2 separate regions of the Homo sapiens genome follow, and region 1 is linked to region 2. A link is an interaction called in ENCODE POLR2A ChIA-PET data of the cell type or tissue named here. Cell type or tissue: PC-3. All regions are shown on one strand. Each heading gives the region's core, and the rest is flanking DNA. Links, peaks and the distances in the headings are about the cores only.

Region 1 (4,397 bases), core at 64-4,063, 630 kb after region 2:
CCTCCGCCTTCCAGGTTCAAGCAATTCCTGTGCCTCAGCCTCCCAAGTAGTTGGGATTACAGGTGCGAGCCACCACGCCTGGCTCATTTTCTTATTTTTAGTAGAGATGGGTTTTCGCCATGTTAGTCAGGCTGGTCTCCAATTCCTGGCCTCAAGTGATCTGCCCATCTCAGCCTCCCAAAGTGCTGGGATTACAGGCATGAGCCACCATGCCCGACCAGTATTTTTATTTTCCTATTCATAGGTTTGATCTTGCTGTCTTGAAACCACAGACCTTATTTTCTAAGCATAGGCCTCATTTTCTTAGGCTCCAAGGAGTCTAAGTGTATGGCTGTGAATGTGCCTGACACTCTGAAAAGCCAACATGGATCTCAATACTAACAAATGTTTATTTACAGGAAGGCTTTGTTAATTGAGTGATGGAAGCTATTGCTCTCACTTGCTATTTAGAGACTATTGACATTACCTTTATTTCCTGGTCCTAAACATTACACACTGCAGATAAAGGAGTTCCTGGCATTTATTTGTCATGGCATCGAGGCTGACAGCCAAAGTAATCATTACACTAATACACATTCCCAGAAAGAGCAATCAAGAGCAGGCAAGCAAACGAAATCAATGTCTCTGCTGAAATGTGCCTGTGTGTGAGCGTCCCATGACCTGGTGCTCTGGCAACCACTCGTCCATGTGTGGGGGCCATCATCCTTGTGTTGGAGTTGTCTGTCCAAGATCAGGTGCCTGCAAAAAGAATGGGAGCTTCCAGAACCGCTAATGTGAAACTTTGGTTGAAATGAGGTGCCTGGGAATGAGCGATTTCTTCTTTTTTAAATTCTTTTTCATAGCCTTTCAAGAATTTTTAGAATTAGCCAGTCTTGAACTCCTGACCTCAGGTGATCCACCTGCCTCGGCCTCCCAAAGTACTGGGATTACGGCGGGAATCACTGTGCCTGGCCCAAAGTTCCCCTTTTTATAAGGACACCAGTCATGTTGCATTAGGTCCCACCCCAGTGAACTTATTTTAACTTGATTACCTCCACCGAGATCCTACTTAGAAATCAGGTCACATTCTGAAGTACTGCGGACTGGGACTTGAACATACCTTTTTGAGGGGATGCAACTCAACTCATAACAGTGGTCACGGTATGAACAGCATATGCCCTGGAAAGTCACACACCACATTTACGATAGTGGCACCTTCCAGACAGGGAAGAGGACACTGGAAAATTGGATTAGGAAGAGGTATTAGAGAGCTTCACCAGAAATGTTTTATTTCCTTAAGAAAACAAATGCAAGTCTGGAATTCATATGAAAAAGATTAGTATGAGTTAATATTTGACCTTTTCTTCTCTATGCTTCACTGTAGTCTAATGTTTCAAGTTTTTAAGAGAAGAGAAAACAGGAAGCCATTTGAGGCAGTGTTTTCTGCTTCCAAATGCACAGGATTGGGTTGTACAGTATGAGCCCATCTTTTATGGAAGTTTAAGTCCTCTGTCTTCTGATTTTCAGGACATGAGGCTCTGCCTGCAGTCAGCAACTTGGAATATTCAGACTTCAGACCAGCATCACAGATTATAACCCTCCGTAAATCATCTGCATCCCAGCTCCCATCAAAAGCCAGCCTGAAGGACCCATGGACACGTGACTCCAGTGTTCTCAACAACATCTTAAGATCAAGTTGGTTTGCACAACATTTGCATCTACTTGGGACAAAGCAAGAACAATAAGGGCAAAAAAGTAAGTTTTCATACAGCTGAATTTATTCGGTTAAATAAACTACCCTTCTTTTTGAGATGGGGTCTCCCTCTCTTTTTTTTAAGTCCATAAAATGTTTTATGAGATAATGGTGATAGTCAATTGTGATAGCTGCCATTGCCTTTAATATCCTTAGATGGCAAAACAGAATTTTATTGGGACTAATTTCTTTCCTTCTCTCCACTCTCTGCAATAAAAACAATTTTTTTTTTTTTTTTTGAGACTGAATCTCGCTCTGTCGCCAGGCTGGAGTGCAGTGGCACGGTCTCAGCTCACTGCAACCTCCCACTCCCTGGTTCAAGCAATTCTCCTGCCTCAGCCTCCTGAGTACCTGAGATTACAGGCACGCGCCACAACAAAAACAATTTTTTAAAAATTATTTGGTCTGTTTTAAGTCAAATAAATGATGGTTCATTGGAACTAGTTAAAAACTTCTGTAGAATCATTTTCATAATTTTAACTGTGGGTCTTAAGTATGTAGGGATCTTACATTATTTACAGGATCATCACTAGCATATAGAACATTGATTTCATTTATGTTAAGAGGTTAATCATGGGTTTTCATGACAAAGTTCACCCCGTTAGAAGATAAAACGTGGGGGCCGGGCGCGGTGGCTCACACCTGTAATCCCAGCACTTTGGGAGGCCAAGGTGGGTGGATTGCCTGAGGTCAGGACTTCGGTAGCAGCCTGGCCAACATACTGAAACCCCGTCTCTACTAAAAATACAAAAAATTAGCTGGGCATGGTGGCAGGTGCCTGTAATCCCAGCTACTTGGGAGGCTGAGGCAGGAGACTCGCTTGAACCCAGGAGGCGGAGGTTGCTGTGAGCCGAGATCGTGCCATTGCACTCCAGCCTGGGCAACAGGAGGGACCTTCCATCTCAGAAAAAAAAAAAAAAAGAAGAAGAAGAAGACAAAATGTACGGCTGAAATTGGACTTTGTGGCCTTGTTTTGCCTCTCTCGGGGCAACTTCCTGCTCTTGGTGCTGGTCAATTTGCTGTTTTGTAAGGCCCTGGTTTCTCTTTCCTGTCTTTCAGGTAATAAATGGCCTCAATTAGAAAAATTAACCTTTGGACAATTCACAGGCTTCATGATCACATGTTCTAGCCAGGCCCAGGGCAGGAGATGGGAAAAGGAGATTAAAGATAAGAATCACAGCTGGCCATCTTCTGCTGGCACCTGTAGATCTAAAGCATTCTTTGTGACGGTTCCATGGTATTCCACTGTGCAGATGTCCTGTGACTGATTCAGCCCATCCCCTGTTGATGAATTTTTGAATTGCTCCCAGTTTTTTGTCATTATACACAAAGCTTGGCCTGACAATCCTTAGCAATTCTGGCTGAGTGTCTGGGTTTCGTGAGATCATTTTGGTGGTGCAGAACAGAACTCGTGGGTGGCTGGCCTGGCCTTATGTTAGCTTGAGGCGGGGAGAAGTGGGAGGCGGCAGAGAGCCAGGTAAATAGCTTGACTGTGACCTCATCCATATTCTAGGATGTAATTGATCCCTAGAAGATTTCTGAATTAGCTGAATGACAAACACAAGATACTTAGATGACCCATTCGAACCAGGAAGCCTTGCAACATCAAGTAAGGAGTCCTCAATTAACAGCCTTAGAAGACATGTCATTGCTTGGGCATGTGATTGAAAACCATTCAAATGGTGAAGTGAGAAACCCTAAATGGGATATGGAAAGGAGGAATTGAAATAGATGGTTCAATAGCCCTTATTGAGGAGGTGCTAGAGAAAAACCAGGAAGAAAGAAAGTAGGATAGTACCCTCTTTGTGCTTTTTCCAAGGCAACAGGAAACAGTATCATTCCTTTGAACCTGCAGCATACCTCATTTACTCCTCTAATAGTTAACAGGAAGCTAAGGGTAAGGTTCTCAGAAGGCCACTCCCACTTCATGTGACATCAGTGTGAGAGACTATTTCCTTATGGCCATTTCCTCCTCTCTCTTTCCCAATCCTTTTCTGTGGGTTTAGCTCTTTGTTTGTTTAGGTATTTGTTGCAGTGCAGGTGGTATGGTTACAGCATTTGTTCCCAACTGTGAAACAGATGTGCAATACACAAGCTCTTGTCAAATGGCAATGGAACAGAGAACTGTCCAACAGACTTGAAGCTAATTGTTGGCTGATCACATATAACATCCATCTTTCTATCTATCTATCATCTATCTACCCATCTGTCTATTTATCTGTCTATCTAATCTATGTGTGTTTTTGTATGTGTGTTCTATGAATGTGTATATATAATGTATATTATATGTGTAGATCTATTATATATGTAGATATGAATAAATATATACATAAATTGTATGGATATCTTTGTGTGTATATACATATAATATACACATATAATACACATATACGCATACAATATGAAGTTATATACATACATACATATATATAAATTTGTCAAAGATTCAAAACAAAGACCAAAATGATTTGTATCAGTCAGGCTAGTCTAAACTCTGCTGCATCAAAATAACACTATCTCAAAATCTAAATGTCTTAAAACATAAAGGTTTGTTTCTTGCTCATGAAAAGCTACTGTGGGTAGGTGCAGGTGGGCTGTGAGCCATGCAGTCATGCAGGAACCCGGGCTGGTGACTGGGTCCCCTTTGGGAATATCACTGGTTCCC
Region 2 (4,397 bases), core at 282-4,281:
TCCTAGGCAGTTTAGGAACTGTGTTGAGGCACTTGTACATCTTTTCTATCCAGGATTTCAAATGCAGTAACAAGTGCTTTGATCTTTTTTTTTTTTTTTTTTTTTTTTTTTTCTTTTTTTCTTGAGACACAGCCTGGCTCTGTTGCCCAGGCTGTAGTGCAGTAGCCACCGCGCCCGGCCGATTTTTCATCGTTTGATACAAACAGAATCATGCCAAATGTCCGGATCAGATGTTTGTTTCAGGTGAATTAACTATAGTTTTAACTTCCAACCTTTTATCTTTTTTACAGGTTTTAACTTCCAATCTCATGGTCATTTGTATTCGGCCATTGAATTTAAATTTATTTTTAAAATGTTCCTTAAGTAACCACCAGGTTCTTAAATGTTCAAGGAAGTCATAAATGTGAGAGAACATAGCTGCAGACCACATACTGCCCCTAAGAGAGCTGGGCAAGGGCAGGAGCATTGTGAATTTCATGGAAGGGTGTCAATTTGCTGTGGGTCTTTCGGGGAAAGGGGAGTGAAGTATCTGAATCAGGGAGAAGCACTTGAAAAAAAGTCTTTGCAAGGGAAGCTGACTGTTCAATAAAGTGCCACTTTGGAGAATGTTGGGGTAAAGAAGTTGTAAAGGCAGGATACAGCCAGTTGACAGAGACGCTATTTGGAGAGATTTTAAAGCTATGGAGTCTGAGGAGCAGGTTCTTCTCCACGCCCCTAAAAAAAAAAAAATACAAATGGGGAGGCAGGGAAGATCCCTTGAGCCCAGGAAATAGAGGCTGCAGTGAGCTATGATTGCACCTATGCACTTAAGCTTGGGTGACAGAGCAAAAAACCTGTCTCAAAAAAAAAAAAAAAAAAAAAAGTCAAAAAGATCGAAGCAATCAGCAGCCACATAATTAGTGAATATGTTGAGCACTGGGTATGTGATCTTGCTAGACCCACAGTAATAGCCACTTCCAAAAGAGAGGGTATTTTATTAGGGTTTAAAACTGACATTTCTACTTTTGGGAAATCAGCTTTTGCTGCAGAATATGCTTCTTGTTTTCACCCAAGTTTTCCATGCACAACTTAAGACTTGTTAACACCAGCTTGTGAAATGAAGGTAGGTGAAAAAAACAGAAGCAACTGAAACAGCAGTTTCTCCACTTAGTATTTTTTGTTACTTAACAATGTATTCCCATACCTATTTCTAAATGCACAGCCCTGCTATATGGTCTCTCACTAAATTTCCGATTGGTCTAATTATTAAAAAACACCCACCCTTAACATAGCTTTCTTTAGAGCTTTGTTTTTGTCCTACAGAGACAGGATGTGATCTTTTGAAATGTGCCAGATGACTAAGCAGTTAACACAAATCTTACTAACTTCATTTAGCAGCAACAAATGCAATCTCCAAGATATAAAGCCAAGCTGGACATTTTCTATTTTTTTTCAGAGGTTTCACACTCCAAGGAATGCACCTATCTGTCAATAATGATCTACGGGAATTTTGTTTTTAAATACTGCCAAAATTAAGCTTTATAAATTGGGCCTTAACACAAAGAATTTTATCGTTGAAGTAGAATTTCTACTGCTATTCAAAAATACAACAGATGTTTGAGAATAAAATAGTTACTTTTCTGAGAATTTAGGGGTCTTTTTTGAGGTATTAGTGCTATTCAGAAAAAAAAGACTAGGCTTGGCTCGGCTTAGTGGCTCAGGCTTGTAATCCCAGCACTTTGGGAGGCTGAAGTGGGAGTGTAACTTGAGCCCAGGAGTTCGAGATCAGCCTGGGCAACATAGGGAGACCCTGTCGTTTTGTTTTTTCAAGCTACCCAGGTTCCAAAAGGTTTCAAGTTTTCCAAAATCTATTTTGACCAATAAATTCAGAACTTAAATGCTGTATCTTTTGAGACTGAACCTTTATTTTCTGAAAAACAGGTATTTCATACAATCTTTGCCATGTTAATGCAAATATGCACAAAGTAGGCATGTATTTGTTTTCCAAAAGATGCATTATGAACATTTTCAGGAAGCTGGTGTGATTTATTCAACTTTTAAATACAATCACAAAATTATATCCATCAGGAGGCATTACAACCTTTTGTACAGAAAAGCCACTATTTATACATTGTTACTAAGACAAGGAAGATTCAGTTCAACTCAACTTGCTCTTAGAATAAGGGTAAAAAGTAAATTAACAAGTAAGTGAAGTATGATGTTGTTGCCACTGACATTACAGGTGGAAATATAAGGGAAATTTAAACCAGAAAAATGACACAATAACTTTAAAGAGGAGCTGAAACTTTGTCAAAAAAAGAAAAAACTATTAGCCTGTTTTCAAAGAAAAACATTCTAAAAGTGTGCATTTCAGAACATAGAATTCTTCTAAGTTTACCATCTTCAAAAATCTTCTAAATTGTATGACACTTTTACATTAGCACAACAAACAGCTTTTTCTAAGTCTAGCCAAGTTCCCATGGAAGGCAAACGACCCTAAGTAGTTCATATTTTACAGCCCTTGAACTTATAAAGCTTTTCTCATTAAGAGTCAGTTTTACCCTTCTGTAAATAAGGATGGTGATACTGTTATCCAGGCCTAAAAAGCAGGAAGTGCAACAAACCCTTAGGGTTTCATGATACAGTGAATTTTCCCCTCCCCAACGTTTGGAAAAAATTGGGACACTTGCTAGTTCTTCCCTGTGGGAAGAATCTTTCTAATATTACCCAAATATTGAAAACAAAATCTACCTTCTTTAACCCTTGTATTAGTAATTCTACCTCCTTGGCTTATGGGGGGAAAAGTCCTAGTTTTAAATTGCTGGCATTTTACAAGCTCAACAAGATAAAAAATTGAACACTGGTTTTCATACTCTAATTTTATGTAAAACAAAGATGCTTAAATGTGCGAATAGTAAAGCATTCACTGATATTTGATGTATCTGAATAGGACTAACAGGCTAATTGTAGGTGCTTTCATATGAAAATAATTGGGAGAAAAGAAGAACCAGCTCCTTTGATTTCAGTACTGCCAAAACAAGTAAGCCCCCAGAGTTAATTACAAAAATGTAGAGGAAAATAGGCCCGGAAGACTTTGCAATTTAAAGTACTGCCTATAATACCCCAGATTAAAAAGGACCGAAGATTGCACATCAAGTCTAATATTTGGCTGTACTTGCATTGCCCTGCTCGGCATTTTTAAAAAATGGCTCTTTCCTTAAATTTCACACGTCAGAACAACCACAATTAAAAAAACAAAAAACAATGCAGATAACACCAAACATTGGACAATATTAAGAAAACTACTTACTAAGCTTAGGTAATAGAGGCAAGGGTTAAGGGCAGAAGTGATGGAAGTGTTTCTTTGTATTACAAACCCTCACCCTAAACCTGGGGTTTGGGCTCTAAAAAAGTAATTTAGGGAAGCAGATCAAGAGCCTGATTATCAGTTCTCACATGGAAATCTCAACAGATTTCAAAAGCAACTCACCACAAGTGTCAGACACAAAAGAATCTTAATAATCATCTAGCAAACTACACTAAGAACTCAATGACCAAAAATAATCAATCAAACTTCAAGACACACCAAAGCAACAGTAAAAGAGAAATAACTACACAAGCTAAGCTCTGTAGAGAAATCAACTAAAAATTAGGCAATTCTAGTAAATTAAAGACAGCAAAAAACTTAAGATTGAACTTCAATTTCCAAGGGTACTTTGAAGAGGTTGTTTGTAGGTTATTCTGTACCCCCTGATTCTTAAAGAAAGTGGAGGAGAGGGGGAGGCGACAGAGGAATGGAGGGAAAGGGGGAGGCAAGAGAGAGAAACAGGAGAGGATCCCTGGTTTTCCACAGGTATTTTATCAAAAATGTATGACTTCATAACTACAGCACTCTAACTTTTCTCAGTCTAACTGCTGAGGTCTCTTACGAAAGTTCAAATGGCAAGTCACCTTGTAGAATGACTTAACAGAGGAAGCCAAACTATACAGACCAGGGCCTTGTCCAGAGTGCAGTAAGGAGCAGGCTTTTGAAGTCATCTATTACATCTGCCTTACAACCAAACCCACTGTGTATGCCACATTATTCTTGGAGGGACCACTTTAAAACAAAAGTGATGGATAATTTACCAGAGGCACATGCTTTTGAAGTAAAGCTGTTTTTTGTTTTTGCTTGAGTAAGGTGCCAGGTACCTCTGAAGCCTGAAAACACAGGCAATAAAATTCACCTATTTATCTTCTTTACCAAAGAGAAAGCAATTTCTGAATACTATCTATAGTGCTAAACTAATGTGAACTGACTATCATTGCGATAAAAGTTTTTCCTTATGATGACAATAAAGAATGTTGCTGAAAGACTTTAATCTTGAGAGAGCAGAGGTAATGTGATGAATGTAATTTGCTCCCAGAGCCTCTAGAAA

What was found. Peaks named below come from ENCODE experiments on the same cell type or tissue, not always from the same donor. Only the 100,000 strongest peaks of a DNase experiment are listed, where the experiment ranks them.
Region 1: POLR2A ChIA-PET joins it to region 2 with 5 read pairs; 1 of 35 experiments calls an interaction of 5 or more read pairs at or near these places.

What each region holds. Positions count from the first base shown.
Region 1 is chr16:19,428,907-19,433,303 of GRCh38, forward strand. TMC5 (transmembrane channel like 5) reads left to right here. Exons shown (of 22, transcript NM_001261841.2): 2 at 1,507-1,734. Among named protein-coding and RNA genes, the nearest start is that of TMC5, 13 kb to the left of the region's middle. In PC-3, for the core only: no CTCF peak of the experiment used is centred there; no DNase peak of the experiment used is centred there; H3K27ac peaks cover 2,028 bases.
Region 2 is chr16:18,802,976-18,807,372 of GRCh38, forward strand. SMG1 (SMG1 nonsense mediated mRNA decay associated PI3K related kinase) reads right to left here. Exons shown (of 63, transcript NM_015092.5): 63 at 1,885-4,397. Among named protein-coding and RNA genes, the nearest start is that of ARL6IP1, 3.6 kb to the left of the region's middle. In PC-3, for the core only: no CTCF peak of the experiment used is centred there; no DNase peak of the experiment used is centred there; H3K27ac peaks cover 880 bases.